Linked DNA regions of Homo sapiens: all the other regions are linked to region 2. A link is a loop called in an ENCODE intact Hi-C map of the cell type or tissue named here. Cell type or tissue: dorsolateral prefrontal cortex. All regions are shown on one strand. Links, peaks and the distances in the headings refer to the core of each region. The heading gives the core; the rest is flanking DNA. Region 1 overlaps ATG7 (autophagy related 7). Region 2 overlaps SLC6A11 (solute carrier family 6 member 11). Region 3 holds the start of SLC6A1-AS1 (SLC6A1 antisense RNA 1).

Region 1 (11,136 bases), core at 1,601-9,600, 380 kb after region 2:
CCTTATCTTCCATTATTTTCCTCATAAAGCATTGCTCCAGCTAATCTTATCTATTTTTCTCCAGAATCTCCATCCCCTTCCCGTCAGATACATCTAAAACTTTTTTTGTATCTTTGTTTTTCCTCGTGTTGTATCATCTTCCTAAAACATGTTCTACTTGTGAAAACCCTAAGAAATTCTCTCTGTCTTATTGAAATTCTATCTCCACTGTGAAGCATTATCATGGTGTGGCCATATATGATCTATCCCTATCTGAAGTCACTGCATTTATTCCCTGATCCTCATTTGCAGGTCCAGTACCTTGTACAAGTTTCTTTTTGTGCCATATTAGACTGTAAGCTCCAAGAGGGCAGGGCCCAAGTCTTATGAATTTGTGTCTGCATAGTGTCTAGTACTTGTCTGAGGCCCTCAATAAAATTCTTTTGAGTGAATGAAAGAGTACCGTAAATGTCTTTTAGAAGTGATCAGATATATAGGAAGTTGTCTTAGCCATACAGGAGACTATGAATTAAAAATATCAAAGATTATGAGTGTTATGAAGTTCTGAAATCAAATGGAATCATCTCCATAGCCATGTGAATATATCAGAGCTGAAAAAAGGAAAGCCTTTAACTGACGGTCTGGTTATTCTTTAGCCTGAACTTAGGATGACTTTTTTTTTTAAAAGCACATTTTAAAATCAACTACATTTACATTTTATTTTTCAGAGGAAGCCCACCTCCCCTTTTTTGTTGTATTTTTATTAGAGATGGGGTTTCACCGTGTTAGCCAGGATGGTCTTGATCTCCTGGCCTTGTGATCCGCCCACCTCGGCCTCCCAAAGTGCTGAGATTACAGGCGTGAGCCACCACTCCTGGCCCAGAGGAAGCCCTTTTTAAATTGAGGACTGAAGATTGAATTTTTATTAAAATTCTTTCCCCCAGGTGATTTCACAGAACCACAGCTAAATTAGTATAGCAATAAGACCGTTAATAATTTAAAGTCCAATCTAGTGTGAAGTCCTCTTGTCATAGCAGGCAGGATTAAATGGCCTGTGTTTGGAAGCGACCGTAGGTCAGGTTGTATGTGGTAAATAAGTGGTCCTCCCCAAAGTGCAGCTCTGCCAAAATAATAACAGTTTGAACAGTGCTTTACAATTAATTTAAAAGGGACTTTCACATACTTGATCTTTTTATGATAAGTCTGTGAAACAAGCGTTAGTTACTACCTGTGGTTAGTTAATTAGTATCTGCATTTTCTGTTTGAGACTCAAAGTCACACGACCACATTGTCTGATTCCGAAGCCTATGCCCTTTCTTTCTTTCTTTTTTTTTTTTTTTTTTTTGTTTTTGAGGCAGAGTCTTGCTCTGTCGCCCAGGCTGAAGTACAGTGGCACGATCTCGGCTCACTGCAACCTCCGCCTCCTGGCTTCAAGTGATTCTCCTGCCTCAGCCTCCCAAGCAGCTGGGACTACAGGTGCGCACCATCATGCCCAGCTAATTTTTGTATTTTTAGTAGAGATGGGGTTTCACCATATTGGCCAGGCTAGTCTCAAACTCCTGACCTCGTGATCCTCCCGCCTCGCCCTCCCAAAGTGCTGGGATTACAGGCGTGAGCCACTGTGCCCGGCCACAAGCCTATGGCCTTTCTACCATTCCCTTGACCTTGGGGAAACTGCATAACTTTTCTTTGTATTAGTTTATCTGTTAAATGGTGGTAATGCCACCTCCTTATAAGGTTTTGTGAGGATTAAACATGATAATGTGAATAAAATGCTGAGCACATGGTAGATGCTCAATATGTATCCACTTCCTTTATGTTTCAACAGCAGTATATTTTGAAAGACAACAAATCTCTGGGGTCTCCTCTGAAGTGCTCTGAGGGATTCACCAGAAACCTGTCCCTGAGACTAACTGCCTGTCTGCTTGTCGGATTCAGGCACACTATCCTTCACTTGGTTAGGGTGGTATCTCAGGAAAGCCTGGAATTACTCAGCACACGTGATGAACACCTCCTTATGGGCCAGAAATTTTGAGATACAGTTGTACTTGTTCTCACACCACCTAAGGTCTTCTAGAGGAGATCAGACATTGACCTGTGGAAAATTAAGGAGAAATTCAAGTAATGGAAGATAAGTTCAGAGAATTGATACGGGTGATACTTTGGTTGGTCTTCTATGCCTTATCTTATTCTAGGAAAGATCACCAGAAGCCTTAGAGCATGATGGCCTCATAGGAGTTTTATAGCCTTCATGCTGCCTTTCCTACCTGTGGCCCTGAATGTTCCTGTCTCCCCTCCACACTGCTGTCCAAGTGCATTTTCTAACGTGTAAATTTGATCATGTAACTCTTCTACTTAAAACCCTTCTAAGGTTCCTGTTGACTTCGGGATAACGTTAAAACTACTTAGCTTGGCGTTTGAGGTCTCTTCAGTTCCAGTTCCTGTCCACCACTAGCCTCATTTAATATTTCCCAAGATACATCCTGTGCTCTGGCTACCCCTGTGCCCTCCAAATGCCGCAGCTTCCCCCATCTCTCTGCCTGCAGACATCTCTCTGTCTCCCTTCTGTCACCTGGCTGCTGCCTCACCTACCTTTCTGATTCATTACCCCAGGAAGCACTGGCTGATTGCTTGCGCCATTTCATTTCTCTCTTCTGTGTTCTGGTAGCAGCCTCCTTCCTAGCACTGACTAGTCTCCAAAGTAATTGTTGATTTGCTTTTCTGCCTGCCCCATATCCCCAGCCTGTGAGCAACTTTAGCACAGAATCTTGTTTGTCCCCACTCTGCGTCCTCAACATTTAGTGCAATGCTGGACACTTAAGAGACACATGATGTGAGAATGCTGAGAGGAAAGAGAGAGAATTGTGGACTGGTATGAAAATTAAAGAAGGCTTTTGCCGGGGGCAGGGCCGAACCCTAGAGAAATAATTTCTAGACATCATTTTCAGTGGTTCTTGCTTTTATTGCATTAACCTTGTTCACTCTCTTTAGCATGATTCCAGTTTCCCTTCGAGCCACGACATTTCCTTGAAGGTTTTCACCCTCTTTTTTCAAAAATAGGCATTCTTTTCAGTATGAAATCCTGCACTTGTGTTCTGGCTTCATGTTTTACTTGATTCTGCCCCCTCCTCCTCCTACCAGCACTTTGTTCCCTGAAAAGTCACTGCTGCTCTTTGAGCCCTGTGTCCTCATGTGTAGGATGGAGAAATGTTGGAATCCCTCTGAGTTTCTCTCTTCAACCTGTTTCTCTTCTGGGTTATCTCATTGTGCCTACAACTCCAGAAACCATTTCCTCCCAAGTAATTCAATTTTCTCTCACCGGCCTGAACCTCCCTCTGGACCCCGGGCCATATTATCCAGCCACCTGCTTGCCTCCTTCTGCACCTTACAATCTTTGCCCCAAGGCTGGTCCTTTTCTGGCTTCATTGGCTCAGAATGATGCTGCTTCTATCCAGTCACACAAGCCAGAAATCTGGTTATCCTACCGGACAGCTGTCTTCCCCCTACCACCCCTGTGTCTTGTGGATTTCATGTCCTGAATGTCTCTCAGCCTACCACCTTGCGTTTCTTCTGCCACCACCTCAATCTCTGCTATACTGCAGCAGCTTCCTAACAAGCCTCCTTGTATCTACTGTGGGCCTCTCCAGTTCATTCCCATATCATCCCCACAGTTTTCCTTAGAAAAGCAGATCTGATCGTGTCCCTATCATAATGAAACACCTGAATGTCTTCTTCCCTGTGCTCTAAGAGTAGGGGCTAAATTCTTTAATACGGCCTACAAGAGTCTGTGTGGCCTGGCCCCTGTGGGCATCCAGCCCCAAGTCATTCCGTGTTCCCTGCCACAGGGCTTTTGCATGCACCTTTTGCCTGGAACTCTCTTCTCTCTCTTTTCTTTACTTCTACCCCTCCCTCCCCCTACCTCCCCTTTGCTCCGTTAAGTGCTCACTCTTTCAAGGAAACCTTCCCTGACCTCTATAAAAAGGTTTATTCCTTCTGTTGCGAGCTCTCATAGCACTGTGCATCCCTTCTTCTTTTTTTTTTTTGAGATGGAGTTTCACTCTTTGTTGCCCAGGCTGGAGTACAATGGCATGATGTTGGCTCACTGCAACCTCCGCCTCCTGGGTCCAAGTGATTCCTCCTGCCTCAGCCTCCTGAGTAGCTGAGATTACAGGCATACGCCACCACACCTGGCTAATTTTTTTATCTTTAGTAGAGATGGGGTTTCGCCATGTTGGCCGGGCCAGTCTCGTACTCCTGACCTCAGGTGATCCACCCACCACAGCCTCCCAAAGTGCTGGGATTACAGGCGTGAACCACCACACCTGGTCCATAATTTTACATTTTCTTGAGTGATCTTTGATTAATATATTTTTCTCCCATTTAAATGTAAGCTCTACCAGGACAGGTACCCTATCTTTGATTTCCCACCATTGTGTCTGCATCCCATGGCATCATGCCTGGTGTGTAAAATGCAATGGAAGGATGAATTCATGCATAAATGAGTTGTGAAGACTGGAGATTGCTCATGGGAAGCACCTGGGTCAGTGCCTGGCACACAGTAGGCCTTCAGTGAGTAGAGGGTAGCTCTTATTATTAGTTCATTGTAAGTGTTCTCTTTAATGTGAGCATTCTGTTGTCTGGTTAAGGCCACGTATTTTACAAAGACTTTCCCAAATTGTCTGTACACCTCAATTTATGTCTAATGAGTTACACACATGGTTACTGGCGTGACAGGAGACAGAATACAGGGGAGGTATATGATCTGCATGGCTGATTCAGAGCAGGGGTTCTTAATTTGGAGTAGGGTGCAGATGCGTAATGTCTGGGAATGTTTTGGAAGTAATGGATCCTCACCCTAGAAAAATCCACATGTGCACACAGTTCTGCGTCTAATGTCAGAGACGCACAGAGTGCTGACATGCTTGGAGGAAGATGAAGGAAAAGACAGGAGTTAGCCTGCCTAGTGGGGAGCCTATGGATTGTTAAGGTCAGGAGGTGAATGAGTCCTCTTTGTTCCAAGTCAGAGTGGGAGCTTTGCATGTGGAGGTACTGTTCACTTGTGTGTGAAGCCTTGGCTGACTATGAGAGAGTGGGTACCTGCCCCTGAAGAGGACACATTGCCAGCCACCAACAGCTGGGACTGCCATGGTCTCAGTTTTGACCGTGACCAGCATGCAGCTGGTCACTCATACATGTTATCACTTATCCTTACATGCCCTGCAAAGTGAGAAGTGTTGTCTGCATTTTACAGATGAGATGAATGGAAAAGAGACTAGGGAATGGAAGCCTCTTCAAATGTGAATGATCTTACCTCCTACAGTGAGAATGCTTCCTATAGTGAAAAAGGAAGCAGCCATTTTTTTTCTGCTCAGCTCACAATGTGTTGGGGTAGAGTAGGAAGGCCAGACTTCAGTTCCCAACAGCTTAATGGGTCGAACCCTCTGAGCCTCAGTTTCCTCAGTGTGTATAAGCATACAGTAACAACACCCCCTTCCTTGTAGGTGGCTGTGAGAACTAAGAATCATTAAGTTTCACTCACATGTTCTAATTGTTCCCACTATATTTTCTTAGAATGTTTTTCAGTTTTCATTTTCAAAGGAAAATTTTCTTTGATTAACCCCAGTTTCCAGCTATTCCATAAAAATGGAGTTTTAAGGTCCCGAGTCACACAGCCAACTCTGCCTTTACCAAAGGAAGGCATAAGAGAAGCCCCTCCTGAGATTGGCAGGGTTGCCAGTTCAGCAGCCCCCGGGACATCCAAGAAAGTTTTACCAGTTCACTGATGGTATTGTCTTTAAATGAAAGCTCAAAAGCAAATGCGCCTGTGATTGGTTTCATCTCACTTCTTGGGTGATGTATGGTTGTTACTGTGATTGCTTAATGCTGGAGTTCTTTGTCATTTATAGTTAAAAATACCTGTTATAACCCAATACATGTCTTTGAATCTGCACCCACACATACACATAACAAAACAAGACTTTTGCAAAATAATGCTTTCCTTTTTCTGTTTTATCTTTTTGAAAAATTCTAGTTGTGACCCAGTAAATGATTTAAGAATCGCAAATAGCTCACCACCTGCAGTTTGAAAAATGCTTTGTGACCATTTTATGACCATTTTGGAAATACTGGCAAATAAATGAACTGTACTAGGTGAGGTTCCATTCATTAGTTTTACTTCCAGCTATATATCTCTGTTTTTAAAATGTCGCAAAGGTTTTCAGCTATTCTTTTACATTTTTAGGTTTTTTTAATATACAAACTTTTTGTATATTTCCTTTTAATCCTGTGCATTTTTTAAAACTAAGATTGTACAGTATTTTGTTTTATTGTAGCATTTTAGCATAATAGTATTATATTCTACACAACATCCTTTTTAATGGATGTATGATAGTATTTTTACCAAGGTTTTGACATTTATATTTCTCATAATTTTTTCACTATTAGGACTGCTTTGTGCATCAAATTTTTCCTCTTTTTCCTCTCCTTATCCCCTGTAGTTTTAATTATTTCCATAGAAAAGATGTCTAGATGCGGAATTACTGCGTTACAGAGTTTGAGGCTGAGCGTGGTGGCTCACGCCTGTAATCCCAGCACTCTGGGAGACCTAGGTGAGAGGATTGTTTGAGGCCAGGAGTTCAAGACCAGCATGGGCAACATAGCAGGGCTCTGTCTCTACAAAAAATTTAAAAATTAGCTAGGTGTGGTGGCACACACTTGTAGTCCAAGATACTCTGAAGGCTGAGGCAGGAAGATTCCTTGAGCCCAGGAATTTGAGTCTGCAGTGAACTGTGATCGTGCCACTGCACTCTAGCCTGGGCAACAGAATGAAACTGTCAAAAAAAAAAGTTAGAACATGTTAAGGTTCATAATCAGTGGTGTGCTGGTAAATGTTTAACAGCCAGCTCTTGTGAGGTAGGAATAGTCCTGTTTTTGTAGTGTTTTCTTACTTGTATGGTACCAGTACTACCACCATGGCCAATTGCAGGCTACCAGTGTGAAGTCCTGGAATGCCGAATTGAAAAGAGACATTAACAGTTGGCTCCCAGAAAAGCCTGTATGGGCCAACTCCAGCACAACACTGCTTATCATAAATGTTTCCCCAAGACCCTGCCAGCTTCCCTCCTACCAGCTGTGTACCCTTACCAGGATCAGATGTTGTAGTATTGTACACATGTGTTAGGTTGAAAATGGGCCTTAAGTTCTTCTCTCAATGAAATGTGGATTCCACAGTCGCACTCCATTGCTACAACAGATCACCATCTTTCAGGCCAGTTCTTGTGATTACATTAAAAATAGCTCATAACATTGTCCCATTACCAATCTTTTGGGGAAGGTTACTTGACTCTTCTACTTCATTCAGAGCAGTTATTGAAGATTGAATGTTTGGGAAATGTTGTGTAATTTCAACAACATTAGCCTTTAATTCTAGGGCTTTAAAATCTGTGGACAAGAGCAATAGCCAAGGAGCAACAATTTATATGCTGTTAGTTGGGCTCTTTCTTCACTTAGTGATCTCTCCGCATCTTGGCAGCTGTCTGTGACTTTGAAGTGCATTAGGTATTTCAGTTTTTTCCCCCATACTTTAAAAACGTGTAATCTCCTTTGTGCATTTCCTGTTATATCAAGTGTTTGAGTTCTAAAGACAGCCATTTGTTAGATTAGCATGTTTTATGGGATCATTGTGGAAAATGTTCTTGCTGAAGACAAGCAAGTTGGCAATTTTGCCCTCTTTTCTTTCTCACAGTGTACTTTTTCAGCAAATTGCTTGGCAGACTGATCATGACTGAATCATTTCAATGAATTGTATGCTCTCAGCCAAGTAGAAAGGAACATTTATTTCATAAAGCTTCTAAACAAAGTTTTTCTTCAGTTACGTTGAGCTTCTTTCTGCTGATTTGTATTACAAAAGGAAGTGATTTGCCCAAGTTCGCACAATTAATTTGTGGCAAAGCCAGTTCTAAAACCAGAACTCCTAGTCAGTGATTATTTATGAAAAATATTTTTTAAAAAATTCTGTTTAACCGTAGTATAAGCTGGCTTACCTAGCATTGTGCCAACTAATCATTCCTCCAATGATTAAGATAGATTCTGAGTTGATTCCTAAAGCACTTAAAGATTTTGGGGTCACTTTTGAATCATCAAAGAAAGATTAAATGATGTTCAGCTTAGTGTTAAATGGATTTTGTCATTTTCCTATTCGACGCCTGCCTTCTGCACTTATGCCTCATATGGGTAGGAAAGTTACCTTAAACCATTTTCAAGCTGACCTGCTTTTATGGGTAAGTGGTAGATTTTCCTCCTTAGCAGATCATTCCTGCTCTCTATAGCCCATGTTAGGTCAGGTTGCTCTAAGAAACTTATTCCTAGTCTTTTCTGCTCAAAAAAAGATTTTTTTTTCACTATTCTACCCCATTGCCTTTGTCCTTAGGGTAAGAAATATGCTTATTCTTTGAAATTAAGCATCCACTTGTAGCATCTAACATAATATTCTAGTTTATATAATTTAGATATCATTTAGTTCCAACTCTACATTTGCACATGATAAAGCCTAGACCCCGAGAATATTTGATAGACTAGAACTTATCCCTTTCTTTTCTTTGCCAGTTAAGAAAAAATAACCTTGAAACTGAAGACAGCTAACTATGTACAGTCACATGCCACATGATGTTTCAGTCAACAATGGACCACATATACGGCAGTGGTTCCATAAGATTATAATACTGTATTTTTACTATACCTTCTATGTGTTTAGATTTGTTCAGATACACAAATACCATTGTGTTACAGTTACCTACAGTATTAAGTATGGTCACATGCTCTCCAGGTTTCTAGCCTAGGAACAACAAGCTATACCAGGTAGCCCAGGTGTGGTGTAGTAGGCTATACAATCTAGGTTTGTGTAAGAACACTCTGTGATGTTGGTATGACGGTGAAATTGCCTAACGATGCATTTTTCAGAGTGCATCCCCATCGTTAAGCATGACTGTCATGGTGGTGGATTGGACTGAACAAAGAGGTCAATGAAGTTACTGCAAGACAGTGTATTTATGTTGCTTTTGTTGTTACTATTTGTTAAGCGCTGGCCTCATTCTCAGTTTCTGTGCTAAGTGCAGTTAAGAATTATCCTATAGGCCAGGCGTGGTGGCTCACGCCTGTAATCACAGCACTTTGGGAGGCCAAGGTGGGCAGATCACCTGAGGTCCGGAGTTCGTGACCAGCCTGACCAACATGGTGAAATTCTGTCTCTACTAAAAATACAAAATTAGCCGGGTGTGGTGGCGCATGCCTGTAATCCCAGCTACTCGGGAGGCTGAGGCAGGAGAATTGCTTGAACCCAGGAGGTGGAGGTTATGGTGAGCTGAGATCGTGCCATTGCATTCCAGCCTGGGCAACAGGGGCGAAACTACATCTCAAAAAAAAAAAAAAATTTTATCCTATAGATGAGAAAATTAAGGCATAGAGAAGTTAAGTAAATTGCTAAAGGTTACACAAGAGCAAGTGATCCAGAATGTTTGATTAAGGGCCCAGGTTTATGAAGTCATTTGCAAATTGTAACTCAGTGTCTCTGTAGGAACGGCATTTTCTAGATTGATACTGCCTAGGTTCTTCCTAAGTAACCCATTTAATAGCCTTTGTGTGTTTTTTGTTGTTGTTTTTCCTTTGCTGGTTTGAATACCCTTTAGATACTCTGTAAGATTGAGCTTTGATATAGTCTGTGTTGTTTTGTGACCTATAGGGTATTTTCTTCTTAAACATTCTCTAAAGTTCTATGATTCTGGAGCCTGAAGAAATCCTTTGAGATGAAAGGTTCAACCCCTTCATCTTGCAGGAGAGAAAGGAACTTCCCCCAATGTCTTAGGATCAGTTAGCTGCAGAATTAAAACACATACCTGCTTACTGTTAAGCAAGTGAGTTTTTCACTACATCAGGCCATTTTCTAATTGTAAGCTGTTTCAATGTTTTGGAAGTAGAAATGCTAGTTTCTCCCTTCTCCCCCTTTTTACACTTGATAGAGTTGTAAATGCTGTTTTTTTTTTGTTGTTGTTGTTTTGTTTTTGAGACAGAGTCTTGCTTTGTCACCCAGGCTGGAGTGCAGTGGCCCGATCTTGGCTCACTGCAACCTCCACCTCCCGGGTTCACACCATTCTCCTGCCTCAGTCTCCCGAGTAGCTGGGACTACAGGTGCCCGCCATCATGCCCGGCTAATTTTTTGTATTTTTAGTAGAGATGGGGTTTCACTGTGTTAGCCAGGATGGTCTTGATCTCCTGACCTTGTGATCCACCCGCCTCTGCCTTCCAGAGTGCTGGGATTACAGGCGTGAGCCACTGCACCCGGCCTAGAGTTGTAAATGCTTTTTATGAATAAAAGCAATGTGAAGTTGAAGCGACGATTGCTAAATAAATGTAGTTGTGTGGCAGACGCTATCTGTCATGATTGGCAGAGGGGAGCAAAATAAAAAGATGTCCCTGATGGAAGAGTAGCAGGTGGGGTGGCCACATGGACCAGAAGAGCTCAAGGAAGACAACTTCTTAATTCGGTGGAAGCCCTGGACTGGAAATCTTGTTCTCAGAGTTCTCTCACTTCTCATCCGAAGCCCTCTTTTTTTAAATCTTACTTTCACATTCTCACCTAGGAGAATCCCAGGGTTAAAATGCCATGAGACCCTGTAATGTTGAGAAAGGAAAGAAGGAAGGAAAAGGAACTTGCTGAGATGCTGCATCACAGTTTTGTATGGAAGCTTCAGGTCTGCGTCAGTCAGGCATCACTTTTCCTGCTCTAGCTGCCTCCCAGGATCCCTGCTCAAGATCTTTGCAGAGGGGGAGTCCGTGTATTGAAGCCTGGAGAAATGTACTAGTCTGTCATCTATTCAATAGATACTTGCTGACTCTCAGGCACTGTGCTTAGGTAACTAGAGATGGAAAGATGAATACAGTGCTCTTGCCTTCACAGAGAGTTATAAACCAGCAAGACATCAAATATAACATGCATCCTGTGTTTTCTTTATTCTAAAATGCTTGTTTCTCCATATTTTAATTTTTCTACAGTCAGGAATTTCTTACAATTGTGTATATTTATGCAGTGAACCCTCTTTTAAGCAAATATTTTCTTCTTTTGACTGTAGACAGCTAGTGCTAAGATGATAGTGTACATAAGAA
Region 2 (11,136 bases), core at 1,698-9,697:
AGATCCCTGTGGTCCGCCATCGCCGACACACACACACGTCGTAATGTGGCTAACGCTTGACTCACTTAACACTACTCATGGGGCAGGGCGGAGGGTGGATTGTTGCTTTTTGTTTTTTGTAATTTCCTACTAGTATTTGGGTAACTTTGGGGGTGGGGAGGGCAATGTGGGGGCAGGGGAACATGTCATTGTGATGACTTTTTTGATATTCATTAGAAACAATACATCCTTTCTGAGATATTTACAGTATTATTAAAAAATGAAAAAGGTTGTACTGTTTTGCATAATGAACATTTTTATTGGGCATTCAAAGGGTGCAAGATTGTCTGCTTACTCATTTTTAAAAATTAAAGAAATGAACAATCAGTGTGGCTATTCCTAGCAAGGTGGTATTCGTTGGGTTTTTTGTCCTGGTTTTATTCCCTCCATGATATGCCTGCAAAACCATCTTGGGTCCCTGTGTGGAAGCTGCAGTCTCAACTCAGCACTACAAATTAGAAACAAAAGCAGTGGTGTTTTAGGAGCCCAGACTTCTTTAGGTTCATGTATTTACCATTTGCCTAGTATGTGCTAGATGCTTTACAGAAGTTGTCTTTTTAATCCTTACAACAACTCTGTAAAGTAGGTACTTCTCCACTTTATTTATGTATTGCTTTATTTCTTTATTACTTCCCCTGTTTTACAGATAGCCATCTATTCTTGCAGCCACCCCAGCCAGGATCTATGTTCTAAGACCTTCCTCCAGCCTCCCATGAGAAGGAGCCACAGTGGGGCCTGGTTTTCTTCTAAGGCCCTTCTCTGTCCCCAGCCGCCTCTTCTCCGTCCTCCTTACAGATAGGGGATTTTGCGGCACAGAAAAGTCAAGCAATTTGCCCACGGTAACACAGCTAGTAAACATCAGGACCAGAAAGAGAACTCAGGTGTGTCTGACCCAAAAGCCCTGTCTCCTGACCACAATGCCTTATTGTTTCTCGTGCTATGAGGCCTAAATAAAGCAACAGCCCCCTCACAGTGGTGAAAATAGCTGCCACAAAACTTATGCTTGTGTCCTAGTAGGCAGACACTCATGTTTGAGGCAGGCAAGGCAGAGCACAGAGAGATGAGGATTTGGAGTATGCAGCCCTGAGTTAGGCTCCAGGATCTGCCCTTGCCAGCCTCAGTTTTCTCATCTCCAAAATGGGGATAATAGCTCCTGTTTCAAATACAGGGTCTAACTCTGATGAGGTAATGCAGGCATCACGGGATCATGAAGATCCCGTGAGCTCTGTGTGTGAATGGTAAGGTTCTGAATTCACACTAGTTATTATCCTGAATAAATAATGCCTAAGCTCAAAAAGTGTTTGTAGTATTGCCTAGAACTTAGACTAAAGCCTCTAAATTTGTGTCTGATATTTCTAAATGGCTACTCTAGACCACAGGCATGTTTTGTCCTGCCAGCTCATGACAGTAAGATCATCTTATGCAGTGTCTACTCATTCCTGTCTGGTCAACTTTTTGCTTGAAATCCCTGATCTCAAGTCTACCTGACCCTGTCTTGGCCTTTGATCCTCTCTGAGGTGGTAATATCTGCTCGTAGGAAAGCATCCCACAGACTTCTGGAATTCAGAAAGTCTCTGTGATCCACAGCCAGGGTCCCTGAGTAATTCCTACCCTCACAGAGCCACAGGGATTGCTGCAGTCACCTGTTCCCTGCCATCTTCCCTCCTCATGTCTGAAAGTGTCTTGCATTAAGCAGCTGTCATATGCAAGAGGAGGCTGAGTCACAGAAATATGAGTTTCACTCATTCCCAGGAAACTTCATTTGCAGACTCTTGAGCCTATAGAATTAATAGCATGAGGAATTAATTGACGCACTAGACCCCTCCAGGCTGCAGTGTGTGCTAGTGACCCCTGCTGGCCAAGTGGGACACTGCAGGCTGCCTCTACTAGACACTGCCAATAACCAGAGAAGGGGAAAGGAGCTTTGGCAGTGAAGTCAAGGCTACCTCAGGCCTAACAGCATTTCCCATGGGGGAGGGGATCAGGCACCAAAGAGCAGGCATATTCTGCTGAAAGTGGCCAACTTTGGAAAATTGAGTTCTTTCATGCATTCAGCAGCCCTTTACTGAGCAGCCACCATATTCTTTGTGTGGACTCAGGACTAACAGCCCCTTCCCTGGAGTGTTCCTACTCTTAGGAGGAGAGGTGTCCATACGCTTCTGGACAGGAGTAAGTTCACAGGGAGATGCTGTTCTGATTCTGACCTCCTGTTCCTAGCCGTCTTCCAGCCAGTTAGAGTTCTTCAGTGTGGCAGTGAGCAAGTCTGCCCACTCCTTGGGCCTCGGTTAGCCACTGGTAGAATGGCAAAGAAATGAGACCCAGAGAGGGAATGTGATTTGCCCAAGATTCCCCTAGAACTCTGTATTCCCATCTCATAATCAGTCCCCTGCACCATCTCAAGCCGTTAAAAAGCAAATGAGCTTGGGCCCCTCATTACCCATTAGGGAGAAAAGTCAGCCTTTGTTGCCAACTCTGGCCACTTCTCTCTCATTTTTAAATAATGCCCACTTTGTGAGGGATACTGGAAAGAGTAACACATGCAGCACTCTCTGAGCATCCAGCGTGGCTCAAGTGTCAGAGCCACTTCACAGGAAACCATATGGCAGGATGTGCCATGGACTGAGTGCTGGGGAAGTACTGCAGGCAGGAATAAGAACTGTTTATGGAGCACCTGCTGCGTTCCAGGGTCGTGCCTGCATTACCTCATCAGAGCCTCACAACAAATCTAAGAGGTAATTGTCATTAATCCCATTTTTCATAGGAGAAAACTAGAGTTCAGAACTGTAAATAATGTGCTCTAAGAGATACAAATTACACCTCCTGGCAAGTGGAGGAGCTGGGTTTGGATCCAGGTTTGCTGGATCTAAATAAGGCCCATGTGCCCAGCCACTTAACCAAGGATGTGGGACTTGAGTTGCACCTTGGGGGATGGGAAGACTTAGGCAGAGAAGGACATTTGAGATGAGGGAACATCCCGAGTGATGACAGAGGCTTTGGGAGAGCAGGGAACCAGGGTACTCCCCATTCACTGCAGCCTCCACTTTCTGGGCTCAGGTGATCCTCCCACCTCAGCCTCCTGAGTAGCTGGGACAACAGGTGTGTGCCACCCTGCCCAGTTTTGTTTTTTTTTTTTGTAGAGACAGGGTTTCACCCCAGTCTACTTTCTATAACCCCTCATGTATCTTCACCAATCTCTCTGGCAGAGCAAGATCAGGTAACACCATGCTTATCATGGAATGGCATCTGATGCTGGTCCCCCCACAGGACAGGAGCTTGGATGAACAAGTGCCCAGCTTGCCCCAGAGTGGGGAGCCATGGGAAAAGGAATACATAGGCATTGAAGACCTACTCAGTGCTGGAGACCATACCAGACACTTTCCTATGCATTACCTTGCCCTCAACTGCCTTGTAAGTTGGCATGGTGTTCACATTCTACCAGGAATGAGGAAACAGGCTCAGAGAGGTAGATTCAGCTACCCAAGGTCACAGAGCTGGAAAGTGGTAGAGCCGGGGTAACAGCCCAGGTGTGTCTGGCGCCAAGGCCCATGCACTTTCCACCGACCACCTGTAGTAGTCAGGCTTCTCTAGAGAAACTTCTCTAAACATTGGATAAAAATATATAGAAAGAGACTTATTATAAAGCATTGGCTCATGCAATTATGGAGGCTGAGAAGTCCCATGATTTACTATCAGCAACATGGAGACCCGGGAAAGTCAACAGTGTAGTTCCAGTCCAAACCCAAAGGTTTGAGAGCCAAGAGCACTGACGTGCAATGGCAGGAGAAGATGGATGTCCCAGTTCAAGCAGAGAAAAATTTTCCCTTCACCTTTTTGTTGTACTTGGGTCCTCAAAGGATTGGATGACGCCTGTCTGCCTTGGTGAGGGCAGGTCTTGTTTACTAGGTCTACTGATTCAACTGCTAATTTCTTCCGGAAACACCCTCACAGAGACGCGAGGAACAATGTGTACCAGCTATCTGCACATTCCTTAGCTCAGTCAAGGTGACACATGAAATTGACCATCACAGCACTGTTGGGAGCCACTGAGTGTCACCACAGCCATCAGCATTGAGAGGTTACTCAAGGCCATAGAGAAGCTATGGATGGTGGTGGAGGCCATGTGGGGAAGGTCTGAGGGTCTTCAGGGGCCTTGGAATGCCTTTGGTGACACTAGGGACCTCTGGAAACCTTCACAATTTCCCAGAAAACGATAGAAGGCCATGAGAGTTCACTGATAAAGACAAGGGGATGTTAAAGCCAGTGAGAGGCATTGGAAGTACCTGGGAACCCCCAGAGACCTGAAAGAGATGTTGCAAGGGGAGAGGGCCTGGAGACCCAGTAGAATTATGTGGAGCCATTTGGGAGTTACGAGAGACTGGGAGTGACAGGAGTATATGAGAGTCATAACGGCTACTGAAAAAAAAAAGGAGGCTCATTGGGGAGCATTAAGAGGTGCTGAGAGCCATCAAGAGTTATAAAAAATATCAGGGCTCTTGGTCATGACTGGGGGGTATTTTAGTCATCCAGAGTCCTAGGGAGTACTTGGGGTCACCTTGGGGGGCCCTGCCTGGGGGAGCAATATGCAGGATGTAGCCTTGAGGAAAGGGGAGGAGGGTAGCTCAGAAATGCTCTTACAGCGGGGCGCAGAGATGGGGGAGCTGGAGCCAACACGAATAAAGGGGCCGGATGCCCAGCTGCCATAGATGGAAAAGCCAGGCCAGAACTCCGCAGACCACGATAGGCGGCCGGCAGGTACATGATGGGACAAGGACTTTTTGACCTTGATCTTCCTAGGCTTGTACAGGCCTGAGTTTTCTTGAGATTCCCAACCTGGGTGTGCCAGATCCCCCATCTGGGTCTAGCCAACACTTGGCTTTTCTTATTCTCCTGGGAATTTTCTCTGCCGTTCTTTTCAAAGCCAACCATTCCTGAAGTGAGGAGGCTCTTGTAGCCCAGGCTGAGCCAGGAACTCAGCCCCCCACCAAAGGCAAAGGATTTAGGGGAAACCTAACAGAGGAATCTGGGCCTGAGCTCTGGGAGCCCCTGGTCAGATGATGGAGAGAGGGGCAGAGGACCGTGTAGAGTGAAGGCAAGTGTTATTTATTGAGCACCTACCATGCACCTCGGATGAGGTGGGTGTTTTCCATAATCCTCAAACCAACCACTGGAACTGTGATTTGTTCTCATTTTACAGATGTGCACACAGGCTCGGAGAGCTAAAAGGAGGAACTTGCCCAACATCACACAGGCTGTGCCGGAATTCAAAGCCAGGTGGATCAAACCCAGAATTCTTGGCTTTTTCCCTCTATACCAGGCAACTATTGGCTTGGCCCAGGTCTCTAGCAGGGAAGAATGAGCCCTGAGCCTTCCTGCCCTTATCCACTCTCCCCCACCCCCACCCCTCCATCCCAGTCCTGGGCTCAGAGGGGCCTGTGGCTGGCAGATCCAGGCTCTGTTAGCAGCAAGTCAGCCACCAGGTGGCGCTGCTGCTAAACCCAAGCCCCCTCCCTGTGGTCCTGGCTCAGGCCAGTGAGGTCAGGACTAGAGCTGGGACCCCACAGTTGAGACTAGAGGATCCAGAGGTCTCACTCTGGGTGCCCAGATGGGGGACAGAAAGGCTGCCCTTGTCAAACGCGCACAATTCATCCTTCTCACCCTGCCCCATCCCTAGCTCACGTTTGCAGCACTACCCTAACAGCCAGAAGTGAGGGTTCTTAACTCTCTCACTCCTTTGCTGTGTGACCTTGGGCAAGTGACTTTGCCTCTCTGACTTCAACGTCCTCTTCTGTACAAGTGGACAGAATAAGCCACTCAGGGGTGCCGAGAGGATGAGATGAGATGATGGTGTGTGTCAAGCGTCCGGCACACAGGGAGAACATGGCTCTCCCAGTGAGCCTCCTTCCTCGGGTCCATGGTCAGAAGGGCCCCAGCCGGTGTCAGGAGACCTGCACCCTAGCTCTGAATTCGCTGTGTGCCTTCAAAAAAGACATGCTGCCTCTCCAAGTCTCGGTTTCCTCATCTGTAAAGTGGCACTAATCACAGGAACTTTCTTTTTGGTTATTCTGAGGATGAAATGAGAACATGGCTATATGGCATTTGTTTTATAAAGCCCCACATGATCAGGAAAGGTGATTATTGAAAGCATTTCTGCAGCAGCTTTCAGGGGGTGGGATTGGGTGAATGTGTAAATAGTGGTGAGGTGGGAGAGGTGACCGGGCACATGGGACAGGCTGCGGGTTTTGCTCTGTGTACCTACAATGACACAGGCCCCTTGTGCCACACCCTACTTGGCATCTTCCCGGCCATGCCCCAAGCCCCTATCTTGCTCCATCTATCCTGGAGTCTTGCCCCAACCCGTTTAAACACAAAAATGTCTGAGTGCCTGCACGGAACAAAGACGAGAGGCAGAACACGGAAATGTCGATTGTGATTATCTCTGAATGATAAGGTTTGGGCTGATTTTTATTTTCTCCTTTTTCTTTTATTTTTTCTGTACCATCTAATTTTTTTTTAACAAAGAACATCTATTGCTTTTATATTCCAAAAACCAGAATCAATAAAGCTATTTTTAAAAATCCTTTCCTTGCCATCAAGAGGTTGGTTATAAATGAAGGCTCCAGAGAAAGAAACAATGATTCTCCTGTGGCTGGAAGATGTGGCCAGAGGGAGATGGGAGGGGAGAGGAGGCGTCACCACGTAAGCTGCCTTCAGTCCTGTCTCCAGCCTCCCCTGGGAAGCCAAGGAAGAGGCAGATGCAGCAGGACCCCTCCTCCGGGCCACAGAGCTCCCCGTAACATTTATGGGCCAGCATTCCAGGGGCCTTGAGCTTGCCGCTTGTCTCTGGGAGCTCGTCATGGTTGTTGAAGGAAGAAGGGAGCAAACAAGCCAGGAAGCCATGCTTGGTGAGGGCTGACTATGAACTAAGTGCTGCCACCTCTATTAACTCATCAGACCTCCCTCCCCACACTCCCCTGTTGAGGGAGCTGGGATTATCAGCCCAGGTTACAGATGAGAAAACTGAGATATGAACTTACATATCTGACTGCCTTCTGGATCTCTCCTCTTGAACATCCATTCAGCATCTCAAACCCAATTTTCCCAACTGAATTCACCTCCTCCAATCCTTACCCCCGCCCAGCCTATTCCTTCCTATCTCAGTAAGTGACACCGCTGTCCAACCACTTCCTTTATTCGGCAAATATTGATGGAGCATCATCTATGGCCCTGCCCTCGGGGAGCTCGCACTCTCGCCAGAGGAGACAAGAACACGGACATTTTGGAAAGTAAAATTATGCAGTGTGACAGAAGATGATAAATTATCTGGCTAAAAATAAGGTAGGGAAGAGGTATAGGAAGGGTCAGAATGGGGAGGTTGGAATTTTAAACAGGCTGGTCAGGGAAGGCCTCATGGGGAAGGTGAAGGAGGGCGGCGGTGGCTGTCCCAAGAGGAGCATCCAGGCACAGAGATCGGTGTGTGCAAAGGCCCTTGGGTGGGCGCTTATCTGCAGTGTTCCCAGGCAGCTAGGAGGCCAGGGTTGCTGATGCAAAGTGAGCAAAGGGCACTGGTGGAAGGGGAGGCCAGAGAAGTGGTGGGCAGATCACAGAGAGCCCCGAGGCCAGTGCAGATGTGCAATGAGGATGAGTGAGGGTTCTCAGCAGGAAAGGGACCTGCTCTGATTCCTGTTTTAATAAGGCCCCTCGGGCTGCTGGCAGGGGCTTGGGTGGAAGCATGGAGACCAGGGAGGAGGCTGTTGTCCTCCAGGAAAGAGATGATGGTGGCTGTACCAGAGAGAAGGGGATTCGGGATCTGATTCTGGGTATATTTTGAAGGTAAACCAGCAGGGTTTCCTGGTGGATTGACAGAGAGAGGAGTTGAGGATGACTGAGGTTTGGGGCCAACTTGTCAAGCGAGAAAACCTCCTCATTCCCCGCATTCAATCCACCGGTGAGTCTCATTGGCTCTTCCTCCTTTAAACCTCTCAAGTCCACTCACTCCCTCCACCCCAGCCACTGCTTTGACCTCCCATCATCCCCTGGACTGCTGTTGCCTCCTCCTGGCCAGCTTTCCCTGCCTTCTCCGCCAACGTGCCTTCCCCTCAACCCCTGTGGTGGGGCGGTTCATGCCTGTTAGCACTCATGGCAGACCTGAGCCAGAGCCCACCACTGTCAGGGAACTTCCCTTCTGCCTGAGAGTTACCACCCCAAAAGGAAATCAGGGGGCCAACAGATGGGGGATGATGCTGGCTCACCAAAAACCCACCATGTCCACCACCAGGGCCAGCTGCATGACAACCAGGCATCGTTCAGCAGGGAGAGGAAGGAGGCCCCAGGGTCGGCAAAGGCTGGGCCTTTGAAGAAGTTCATAGCTCAGCGTGGTCTCTGGCATCTCAAAGGTGTGGATCTGAATCATGGCTCTATCTCTTACACCATCTGGGTGACCTTGAGCAAGTCTCTTCACCTCTCTGAGCCTCCCTTTGCTCATCTGCAAATTGGAACCAATAATCTCTGAGCCTCAAGATTTTTGCAAGACCTGGGAGTTCCATTAGGGTGTTGGCTTACGTTAACCTAAAACAGTGCCTCCCAGGGCCTGATGGGCCCCCATGAAAGGAATGGACACAGCTTTGGAGCCAGACAGACTGGATTCCCATCCCAGCTCAGCTGAGTGACCTTGGGCAAACCTCTTCCTCTCTGAGCCTCCATCTCCTCCCCTGCAAAACAGAGCCCCCGTCTCACAAAAGAAGCAGGTGTACATGCACCCAGCACACAGTAGGTACTCAGCCACCATGCTAGAGAGTTTGGACTTCACCCTGGAGGCAGCTGGACCCATTGCTCCCACGCCCCACTTCCTGGGCCAGGGCAGCTGCAGGCCTGATGGGGTGTTTTTATCTCCAAGCCGCAGTGGGCTCCGCAGAGCTCGGCAGAGTCCCTGGGCGCATGGACAAAGAGCTGTTGTTCCCTCGAATCTAAAATTGCCTCCCTCTGATTGCCGCTATACAAACCCAGGCGGCTGCTCGCTTCCCCCATCCAGTTGGGTCTATTTCAAGAACACGCTGATTAGCGCTGATTGCGCCTTGATTGTGGCGGGCGCCTTGCCCAGCCCCCTCCCCGTGTGCGGAGTACATGCTCCTGCTCCCCCACCACGGCTCCTGCTGTCACCCAGGGGCCACCAGACCAGAAGACCGGGCGAGTGGTGCAGCACACATGAGCTAGGGTCCTCATTCTTCCTTTGGGCAGATGACCTTCCCTCTCTCAGATCTCTACTTCGTCCTCTGTAAAATCCTTCTGGGCTCAGAAGGGTATGGAATAAAATAGCATGTGGAGGAATGTGGCTTTCATGGTGGGCATTTAGACACTGTGACGGGTCGGTGGCCAGGGGAAGTGGCTCTTCAAAACACCCCATCACACACACACTTGGACACACATATGCACACACATGCAGACACACACACAAACTCACAGATGCCATTCATGCCTCTGGCTGCACTTGAGGCCACCCTTGGTAGGGGCGGGATGGAGCTTTAATAATTAGACTTCGCTGCACTGGGCATCTGACACTTGCCTTGGGCACGTCATCCACGCAAACCCCACAACCATCTTTTCAGCACATATTTTGTGCCCATTTTGCAGATGAGGACCCTGAGGTTAACGGAGGTAATGTGACTTGCCTCGCGTCTCGCAAAGAGGGAATGGTGATGTCAGGATTTGACCCAAGCTCCGTGTGAGGCAGAAGCCAGTGTTCCCACCACCCCATAGCCTGCTCGGGGTTTGCGCCCGTTTGAATGGAAACTATGAGTGGGAACAGCTTATGAGACATCTTATGCTGGTTATTTTTACTGCATTCATCCTGTGTGATCCTGGAAAAGTCTCTTCTCCTGGTGGGGCCTGTTTCTTCCTCTGTAAAATAGGGTGCCCCTGGTCATGGACTGATTCTTGGACTTTCCTGGAAGCACATTTCAAAAATGCAGATTCTCAACTATGTCCTTAGAGGTCTGGAATCAGTAGGCCTGGGACGGGCCCAGGAATCAGTATTTTAAGACACTCTCCCGGTAACAGTGGGCACCAGAGGGACAGTGGTTTGGGAAAAGTCTCCTCCCTGGCGAGTTAAGCCTCCTCCCTGGCAAGATGGTGAGTTAAGCCATCTTGTCGCCCAAGCCAGAAACCCAAACATCAATCAATCCTGTCCCAGACTCCCTCGTGCAACTGCAATCATTGTAAGATCTACCTGTTTACTCTCAAAGGGGCCTCTCTGCACCCCTGCTGCCTCCTCACTCACCCAGCCCAAGCCCCATCACCCCCACACCTGGACCACTTCCGGGGTCTCCTTCCGGGACTCCCTGTGGCCGCAGTGCACACCCCCACCCTCCACTTTGGTCCATTTTCTACACAGCAGATAGAATGATCTTGAAATGCAAATCTGGGCACCAGCCCTGACCATTCCCAGCTTAAACCATCAATGGCTCCCTATTGCTGCAGGTATTAAGATTAAACCCTACATAGTGGCCTACAAGGCTCTGCAGAGACTGGCCCCTCTCCCTCTCCAGCCTCATTTTACACCACTAACTCCCTGGTCTTCTCTCAGACTTAAGATTTTAATCCACTCTGCGCCTGTCCACCAGAGGGCCTCTGCCTTGCCGTGTTTCCTTCCTGGATAGAGGATCTTGTCTCCCTTCTTCTAGTTAACTCTGGCCCATTCATTAGACTGAGCTCAGCCCTCACTTCCTGGAACTATCCTGAGACGAACTCTGCTGTTCCGGGGGTACTGAGCTCCCCGCATAGGGAAAATGCAATCTAATTCTGCATATCTGCCTGACAGGAGATCATGGAGAAGATGGCTGCTTTGGGTCTGAGCCCTGGATCCTTCTCCCTCCTTAGGAGAGCCTGTGGTTCTCTAGGACTAGGGAGCCGTGCCCTCCTGTGATGGGGGGAGTCAGGGGGGCAGCGGAGACCTGGCCTGGGTCCTTGGAATCCCAGGCAGCCTAAGCCAAGGCCTGTTGGCAACAGCAGGAGCTCCAGAGCTCTGGCTCAGGGACTGGAGTTCTCATTGGATTTTCCACTTGGCCCCCAGGTCCTGGGCAGCGCTAGGAGGTGGCATAATCT
Region 3 (9,285 bases), core at 1,286-9,285, 76 kb after region 2:
CTCAAAAAAAAAAAAATGTGGTAAAGTGGACTGTGATCAGAGGTCGTAACTCCTAGGCTCTGTCGTCTTCACCCAGACACCTCCGTAGTGGGGACACCTTTCTCCCCATTCAGCCACAGGTGGAGCTTCTTTCTTGCTCACCCTGGCGATGGCTAGTATGGCCGCAGAGTGTGACAAGGCTCCCAATTGCATCCTTGGAGGCAAAGTTAAAGATTTTATGATTAAGTACTTAACATTTCCTGTTGGAAGTTTGGTGGCCTCAGATTTCTCCTCTGAGCAGGACATACAACAGAGGGTTGGACACAGATGGCCAGAGTTGAAGCTAGGCCAGGAAACATCGCTGTGTCTTTGGAAACAAAAGTCACCTTCCTTCCTCCAGGAGCAAGGGCGGGTGAGAGGAAGAGGGCTTATAGAGAGCCTTTTCAAGCCCCTAGCTTGTTTATGGGTTATTTTGTTTTTGTCATTTTAGGGTGAGGCAACTCCAAGGTCCTACTCTCTTTCTGTGCCTGTTACCCACCCCGTCCTCCTAGGGTGCCCTTGAGCCGCAAAACTGCTGTCCACGTGGACCGGGGGTGACATCGCACGTCCATCTGCCAGGACCCCTGCGTCCAAATTCCGAGACATGGCGACCAACGGCAGCAAGGTGGCCGACGGGCAGATCTCCACCGAGGTCAGCGAGGCCCCTGTGGCCAATGACAAGCCCAAAACCTTGGTGGTCAAGGTGCAGAAGAAGGCGGCAGACCTCCCCGACCGGGACACGTGGAAGGGCCGCTTCGACTTCCTCATGTCCTGTGTGGGCTATGCCATCGGCCTGGGCAACGTCTGGAGGTTCCCCTATCTCTGCGGGAAAAATGGTGGGGGTAGGTGCTGGCCCGGGGACCTCCTGGCTGGGTCTGGACCCTGCAAAAAGGATCCTGCTTAGGCATTTTTCTGGGGCAACTGTAGGAGAAAAGCCCCCCTAAAGACTCCAGAGGGAGCACCAGGCCCCATTTCTTGTTTCTTGTCCCTTTATCAAAAGATTCCTGAAGGACAATTGTCCTCTGTTAATGATACCAAGAAATTCATCTATTCACCTGCAAAAAATGGGATGTATTTCACATATGGCTTTCCTTGGGCCTGTGGTTGGCTGTGGGTCCTGCTTTTGAGGCAGGTATAAAGAAATACTGGATGGGGACCCAGACCCACGACACTCCCTCTACCAGGGCGGGTCTTGAAAGTCTTGGGGCCACGAGCTCTGTCTTCTTTACCTGCAGGAGCCTTCCTGATCCCCTATTTCCTGACACTCATCTTTGCGGGGGTCCCACTCTTCCTGCTGGAGTGCTCCCTGGGCCAGTACACCTCCATCGGGGGGCTAGGGGTATGGAAGCTGGCTCCTATGTTCAAGGGTAAGTCTGCAGATCAGGGACCTGGGTGGTGGTGCCCCTGCCCACACACACCTCTTGCCCTCTGGAGAGAGCGAGCTGTCTACCCAGACCAGGGCTGACATCACATATCCATCCACCAGGTGCATATCTGAGCAGAGTGAGGGCTGTTGCAAGGGGCCAGGTGGCAGATGACAGTGCTGGTCAGAAGCTAGGGAGGTGGAGGTGGAGAGGCCCAATCCAGAGTCCCCCGCACATCAGCCTGCTCTGTCCTGTTAGCCCATCTATTTCCTCTGCAAGGGCTGGGTGTGACTTTCTTTGCCTCGTGCTCAGTGCCTGACAGGCACCCAGGTAGATACATGGTGAGTCATGCTCACTGACCGAGGGCCTGGGCCTCACCTCGTCCGGCAAGCTGAGACCCCAGCCCTGCCTGCCACCAGTCTGCACTGGGCCCCAGACATGAGTCCTGGCCCCCTGGCTTGTCAGATGTACATGACCTTCAGCAAGTCACTGCCTCTCTCTTAGCCTCAGTGTCCTCAGTAATGCCTGTCTCCGAGATCAATAAGATTGTAGAGGTCATGGAACATGCCACGACAGTTCATGTTAATTCCGTATTAAATGGACGCGTGTCTGTGTTCCGCTCCCAGGCGTGGGCCTTGCGGCTGCTGTGCTATCATTCTGGCTGAACATCTACTACATCGTCATCATCTCCTGGGCCATTTACTACCTGTACAACTCCTTCACCACGGTGAGTGGTCCCTTTGACCACCCCATCCAGCAGAAGCCACACCCAGAGCCCACCCTTGGCCCACCACGGCCACCACTCTGCTGACAAGGCCATTCCTCCAGGAGTGGGGAACTTGGTTTGTCTTTTGTGGGCCTTGGTCTCCCCACAACAGCCATAGCCTCACAAATTTAGCATCTCCTGTGAGACAGGCACTCCTTGCAGGCTCACATCCAATCCTCATGACACCCCTCTAAAGTGCGTATTGTTAGCACATTTTATATGGACACAGACAGCCTGGGTTCAAATCCTGACTCTACTATATACCAGCTGTGCAACTTCAGAAAAGAGACTTAACCTCTCTGAGTCTCAGTGCCCTCATTTATAAAATGGAAATAAAATTAGAACCTGCCCCAGTTCCTCAAAAAATTAAACATAGAATTACCATATGATCCAGCAATTCTGCTTCTGAGTAGATACCTGAAGAATTACAAGCAGCTCTCAAAGAGATATTTGTACACTCCTGTTCACAGCAGCACTATTCACAGTAGGCAAAAGGTGGAAGCAAGCCAAGCGTTCACTGATAAATGAATTGGTAAGCAAAATGTGGTCTATACATACAATGGAATGTAATTCAGCCTTAAAAGGAAGGAAATTCTGACGCATGCATCAACATGGATGGACCTTGAGGATATTATGTCAAGTGAAATAAGCCGGTCACAAAAATACAAATAGTGTTTGATCTTGCTTATATGAGTTCCCTAGAGTAATCAAATTTATAGAGACAGAAAGTAGAATGATGGTTGCCAGGGGTTGTGGGTAGGGGGATGAGGAGTTGTTGTTTAGTGGGTGGAGTTGCAGTTTTGCAAAATGAAAAAAGTTCTGGAGCTGGATGCTGACAATGTTAGGCAATACATTTCTCACAATGTACTCCCATTGTTAAGTGACACATGACTGTATTTGCAGAGGTGTGGCAGGGTTCAGGGAGCTACATTATGGGTATACTTAATGCTTCTAAATTGTACAGGCACCAATAGTTAAGATGGTAAATGTTGTGTGTATTTTATCAAAATTAAAAAATGAAAGAAAACAAAAAGTGAAACCCACCTCATAGGGTTCTTGTGAGGATTAAGGAGCAGATATGTGTAAGGAACTTAGAACTGCGCCTGGCAGAGAACAAGCCCTGTAAGTGTTTGCTGGTGTCGTTGCAGTGAGAGTTAGATGGGCAAGGTCTCTTGCCCAAGGTCACATGGTGGGGAAGTAGCCCCGGCTGCAGCTTGGAAGGCTGTTCTCACAGTGAACAGGTTGAGGTTCAAATCTCAGCTCTGGCACTTAGTAGCTGTGCATTCTCAAGCAAGTCACTGTCCCTCTCTGATCTGTCAAATGGGGATCATAATGCTACTTGCCTCCCAGAGCTGCTGCGAAGGGGAGGTGTGAGGAGGCTTGGGGACCATGAGGGTGGGCAGGGTGCACTGGGACCACTCATGCCAGCCCCTGGGAGCCCAGCAGGATGCGTCCTCATGACTGTGTCCTTGCAGACACTGCCGTGGAAACAGTGCGACAACCCCTGGAACACAGACCGCTGCTTCTCCAACTACAGCATGGTCAACACTACCAACATGACCAGCGCTGTGGTGGAGTTCTGGGAGTGAGTATGGGGCCATCAGGGGATGGCAGGGACGGGGCATGTCAGCCAGAGCCCGGCAGGAGACAGAGGCCCCTCGGAGGGGTAACAGAAGAGGTGGATAAAGGGGCTACAGTCATGTGTCACATCATGACATTTTGGTCATCAGTGGACCACATATGCAACGATGGTCCCATAAGATTATAATACCATATTTTTACTTTACCTTTTCTACGTCTAGACATGTCTAGTACCGAAATGCATTGTGTTACAGTTGCGTACAATATTCAGTACAGTCATGTGCTGTACAGGTTTGTAGTCTAGGAGCAATAGGCCACACCGTATGGCATAGGAGTGTAGCAGGCTAGACCATCTAGGTTTGTGCAAGTACACGCTATGATATGCACACAACAACAAAATTGCTTAAGAACGCATTTCTCAGAACATATCCCTGTTGTTAAGTGACACATGACTATACTTGCAGAGTTGTGGCAGGGCTAAGGCAGCCACAAGGGATGCTGAAGACCTTTTCTCCCCAAAAAGAGTTGGACCACAGATAGAGCCATGAGACACACAAACTCTGACCTTTGATAGCAAAACCCAGCTACTCACAAAGCCAAGGTCCAGCAGGAAGAATACATTCCCCAACATCTCTGCCTCTAATCTCCTGCCAGCTCCTCCCAATGGTCAAACCCAGCTAGAAGCCAGAGGGCAGGGGACCAGATAATGTGGCCATAGTCGTCAGCATCCTGGGGCCTGGCACAGAGTGGTCAAGGGGAAGAGTGGATCAGAGAGGCAAACGGAGGGGAATAACCAGCATAGCCAATTAGAATCACCTGGAGAGGTTGACCACATCCTGATTCATCCTGAAAACCAGCCTGATCTACTTACGAACCTAGAGTCACTCGGAATAAACATGCACACACACTCTGGCCATAGTGAAGGCCGTGCTGATTGTATCTTCAGGGGAGTACCTTGTAGAGATGTGTGTCGGGGGTCACTGATGTGACACAATGAGGTGCTGGGGCCCAAATCTCTCTGGCATGAAGGAAGCATCCATGCTGGACAGCTCAGAAGGATCCGGGAGCAGTCTAGAAGGTCTCAGAGCACCTTGGATAAGCTCCCAGGAGGAGCTGTTCTCAGGCACTGTCAGAATCAGAGTTGCCTGATCTCTTCATGGCCAATGTCCATGGTTACACTGTTTCTTTACAAATAAAAATCAAATTCTGCTCTGGTGGGTTCTGCTTTCTGGCATCTCCCGCATGCTGCTCTCAGGCACGTTCGGACTTTTCATTCAACCATTTATTCAGTAAACACTTCTTGATCTCCTACTATGTGCCAACTGATGACAGGCACGGACATGCAGACAGGCAATGGCACCACCAGGCGGCCAATGCGGAGAGGAGGGAAGCCCAGGCAGCTGGGCTGCGGGGACCTCAGGGAGTCCCCTGGACCACCCCAGGTCGGGAGTGGCATCTAGAAGAGAAAACTGCAGGGCAGGCAGGTGCTGGAGAGAAACAGTGTGAAGGCTGGGAGGCAGATGAGGTCAGGCCAGGCACCGGCAAACAGCTGCAGTGAGTGCTGAGAGGAGAGAGAGATGCAAGGGCCTTGAAAGGCTGGCCAGGGAGTTTGGGCTTCATTCTGAGAACAAGCGGGTGCTATTCATCGCAGTAAGCAGAGGAGTGACATGATCAGACTTGCAATTTAGAAGGCTCTCTGGGGCTGGAGAGGGGATAGAGCAAAACTGAAGGCAGGGTCCCACTAGGAGGCCACTGGGCCATCCAGATGAGCAGTAGTGGTGGCTGACTAAGGCCCTGGCAGGTCCTGTTCTCTTTGATCTCTTGACCAAACAGCACTTTCTACTGATTAGTATAATGGGCCTCACAGTCCCCAGCTACCTCTTGAATCACGGTGATGACGGTGTCAGCACAGTTCTAGGGCGGGGATATCATCTGTGGCCATGCCCTGGGCACCCCTGGGTCACTCCGGCTCCCACCAGCTCTGTGTAACTTTCTCCTCCCTCCACTGTTTGACCAGGCGCAACATGCATCAGATGACGGACGGGCTGGATAAGCCAGGTCAGATCCGCTGGCCACTGGCCATCACGCTGGCCATCGCCTGGATCCTTGTGTATTTCTGTATCTGGAAGGGTGTTGGCTGGACTGGAAAGGTAAGGGATATATGTGCACAGTGGGGACAGGAGGGCACTGGATAGAGGAACAGGTCTACAAAGGAAGCTCTGCCCACAACTCCCAAGAGTCCCATCCAACCTTGAATTAAGCAGGTCCCTTCAACACTCGGTGTGTCCGTTTCTTTTACTGTGAAATGGGAATAATAACATTACCTTACCTTCTGGGGCAGTTGTGAGGATAAAAGGAAATAGTGCAAGTCAAGTACGCAGCACAGTGCGAAGCTCACAGTGAGTCCCATGGGATTCCACTGGGCCTAACAGAGTCATCTCAAAACAGAGGGCAAATGTTGCTCCTGGACTGTTGAACAAACTTTTCCAGAGCATCTGCTCTGCACCAAACCTTGTTCTAGGTGCAGAAACTCCAGAGATGACAGCTTCACATCCTGACCCTTGAGGAACAACAGAGATGAATAGGTTAATGGTTAGATTCAGGCTCTGTATTAAGCAGTCCATGAGTTAAGATCCCAACCTCACCATTTACTAGCTGTGAGCTCAGGCAAGTCACTTTGCCTCCCTGGAACTCAGTTTCCTTCTCTGTAAAACGGGGCTAATAATTATACTTATCTGTTGGTTTATTATGATAATCAGATGAGATGGTGCTTTTGTCAAGCGCTCAGCACCCAGCAAGGAGAGTTGTTATTACTCTTGTTTTTATTCTCAGCAAGTGCAGAGCAAATGCCAAGCTGGGATGTCTAGCCCAGGGACACCCGGGAGGTGGAAAACTGGCCTTACTCCACCTTTTCTCCCTTTCAAGCCCTACCCCAGGAGCCTGGGGGCAGAAGATGGCAGTCTCTCACTGGCCCTGACCTGAAGGGAACCCGGAGGACAAGTGTGTTGTCTCAGATCTTATGGCAAGTCAAGGGCAGAGAAGGGATTTGTACTGAATAAGATGGGAGGCAGGAAGGTCAGAACTACCCAAGAAGTGAATGCAAGGTTCTAGAAGCAGTAGTAGAAATGAACCAAGCAGAACCTTAACAAATTCCACACTTGGGCAGGGCAGAGCTGATGAAAAGCTACCCTAGTTTCATCTAGTGGGAACTTCTGGACCCACTGGGTTCTCAAATCCAAGGCTGGTGTAAAAGTATCTCTGATCCATTCCTAGGACTAGGGACGCCGGAGGAGGGCACAAGTATCTCCCAGTCTAAATTTCAGGAGCAGAAAAGTATAGGGCTTATGGGCTTTGGAAGGGTTTGAGTCTCAGTCCCTGAGCTTCTAGCTGTGTGCACTTGAGCAAGCCATTTCATCTCTCTGAGCCTCAGTCCCCTCATCTGTTCAATGGTCACAATAACAGTACCTTACAGGGTTGTCCCAAAGACTGAGGGAGATGAGTAGAATGCTTAGCATATGCCTTACACATAGTAAGCACTCAATACATAGTATCAATTATAATCATTTTGGAGTGGTAATTAGAGTTCGTGCTACATTAGGAGACTGGCCACTTCTTGGGGACAGAGAGTAGGGCCCCCTCACTGCATATATTGAGGATGTCAACCAATCCATCCACAAGCATTTATTGAATACCTACTATGTGCCTGGCTTCATGCTGAACACGGAAGGCACAGGGAAGTACGAGACCAAGGTGACATATAATAAGCCTGCGGCATGTCCTGATGTGACTGACCTTTCTGAGCAGTAGGTGTGACTGTGCCTGATTCCAGACAAGAGAAAGTGAAGCTAAGAGAAAATACAACATTGACCCTAAGTTACGCAGCTTGTGGGTGACACAGATGAGTTTGAATTCCCTTTTCCTAGCTCCAAGTACAATGGGTTTTCTCTTGGATTGTGGCTGCCTTCCTTAATCCTGCAGAATCTCGGGGTCAAGTCAGGGAGGTGAAGCTAAGCCAGTGAACTGTCCATGCTGACCGGGAAACAGGCTCACATTAGACTCTGAGATACAAAGGTCATCAAACTTGAACATTGCTCTTCCATACTAGTGAGCAAAGAAATGCAATTTTAGACAATGATCATCAGTTTGGCAAAAAATAATTGTTTAAATGATGATACCTAGTGCTGGCCTTGTGACAGAAAGGCACTCTCTGTAATGCCAGGTGAAGTTCCATTTCTCGAAAGCAACAAGGTAATATGGATCAAAAGCCTGTGATGAATTTATTCCTTTTAATTCAGTAGTTCCACCTCTAAAAATTTTTCCCAAGAGTGGTATAATAATTTTGTAGCTGAAGATTTATATACAGGGGTGTTTAATTTGGTGTTATTTAGAGTCACATAAAATTGGAGGTAACCTGAATGCATAGCAGTGGGGAAGCTTAAAAGAGAATGGTAGGACCTTCTGAGGGACTGTTTTGTGCAATTAAAACGTCAAATTGTTCATGAGGCAATAAAACAACGTTTAGTGAACAAAATGGGAAACAAACCTGTATGTACTGCGTTTTTTTTAACTCTAAACATGTTACATGGAAAGGCAAGTACCTAATTTGAACCTCATTTTGTAAGAAAATGTGATTGCATCTGCAAAGGAGAGTTTCAGAGGAGCATTAAAGTAGGAACATCCCTGCATTTATGTGTTCGTCAGACAATTCTTGAGTGTCTACTATATACGGTGGACTGTTCTAGACATGGGGATGTGAACAACACAAGCCCTGCCCCCCACATAACTTACATTCTAGGTGCTGGTTAAAGGAACTTTCATTTTATGTGTGTGTGTGCATATGTAATTTAAAAGTTTTCCTGTCACCACATGCAATACTTGGATAATTTAGAAGTCAAAAAATAGGAGGGGACAGGGGAAGGGAAAAACCAAATGTGAGCTGGTTGGCTCAGACTCCAAGGAGGAGCTTCAGATAAGTGGCCAAGGAGAGCAAGGATCTGGGAAGGCTTCCTGGAGGCGGAAGAACTGGAATCAAGCCCAGAGCCACAACAGATACGGATGTAGGGGAAATGGGGGAGGAGGAAGCAAGGGTGTACAGGAGGAGGGGTCACCAGTCACCCACTTTCCTCCCAGGTGGTCTACTTTTCAGCCACATACCCCTACATCATGCTGATCATCCTGTTCTTCCGTGGAGTGACGCTGCCCGGGGCCAAGGAGGGCATCCTCTTCTACATCACACCCAACTTCCGCAAGCTGTCTGACTCCGAGGTGAGTGCCCCTCCCAGCCCGGATTCTGAGCCACCACTTAGCAGCTTTGAGATAAGCTTTTGCATCTTTCTGACCCTCACTGTAGACCAGGTTTGTTGCCAGGGAGAGCTGGTGGGCACATGGAAAAGTTCCTGGATAGCTGCGGCTATGGTGATTACTTTTGACAGTCTTTGATAATTCTGCCTATAGGTGTGGCTGGATGCGGCAACCCAGATCTTCTTCTCATACGGGCTGGGCCTGGGGTCCCTGATCGCTCTCGGGAGCTACAACTCTTTCCACAACAATGTCTAC

Evidence for each region. Hi-C counts contacts between places; a loop is a spot of excess contacts. Peaks named below come from ENCODE experiments on the same cell type or tissue, not always from the same donor. Only the 100,000 strongest peaks of a DNase experiment are listed, where the experiment ranks them.
Region 1: a loop joins it to region 2, with 5 times the contacts of the local background. A loop is called at or near these places in 24 of 110 quality-filtered maps.
Region 3: a loop joins it to region 2, with 6 times the contacts of the local background. A loop is called at or near these places in 5 of 110 quality-filtered maps.

What each region holds. Positions count from the first base shown.
Region 1 is chr3:11,316,281-11,327,416 of GRCh38, forward strand. The region is part of intron 9 of ATG7 (autophagy related 7); the gene reads left to right. Among named protein-coding and RNA genes, the nearest start is that of ATG7, 49 kb to the left of the region's middle. In dorsolateral prefrontal cortex, for the core only: no CTCF peak of the experiment used is centred there; no DNase peak of the experiment used is centred there; H3K27ac peaks cover 2,113 bases.
Region 2 is chr3:10,940,349-10,951,484 of GRCh38, forward strand. SLC6A11 (solute carrier family 6 member 11) reads left to right here. Exons shown (of 14, transcript NM_014229.3): 14 at 1-366. Among named protein-coding and RNA genes, the nearest start is that of SLC6A1, 47 kb to the right of the region's middle. In dorsolateral prefrontal cortex, for the core only: CTCF peaks have their summits at 1,906 (motif pointing left), 5,513 (motif pointing right), 5,719, 8,939 and 1 weaker place; DNase peaks (open chromatin) are centred at 1,914, 5,523 and 9,083; H3K4me3 peaks cover 651 bases; H3K27ac peaks cover 3,400 bases.
Region 3 is chr3:11,016,590-11,025,874 of GRCh38, forward strand. SLC6A1 (solute carrier family 6 member 1) reads left to right here. Exons shown (of 16, transcript NM_003042.4): 3 at 470-860; 4 at 1,254-1,385; 5 at 2,009-2,109; 6 at 3,624-3,733; 7 at 5,747-5,879; 8 at 8,860-8,994; 9 at 9,184-9,285. The coding sequence starts at 623. SLC6A1-AS1 (SLC6A1 antisense RNA 1) reads right to left here and starts at 2,635. Exons shown (of 3, transcript NR_046647.1): 1 at 2,531-2,635. In dorsolateral prefrontal cortex, for the core only: CTCF peaks have their summits at 5,110 (motif pointing left) and 5,309; a DNase peak (open chromatin) is centred at 5,232; H3K27ac peaks cover 4,891 bases.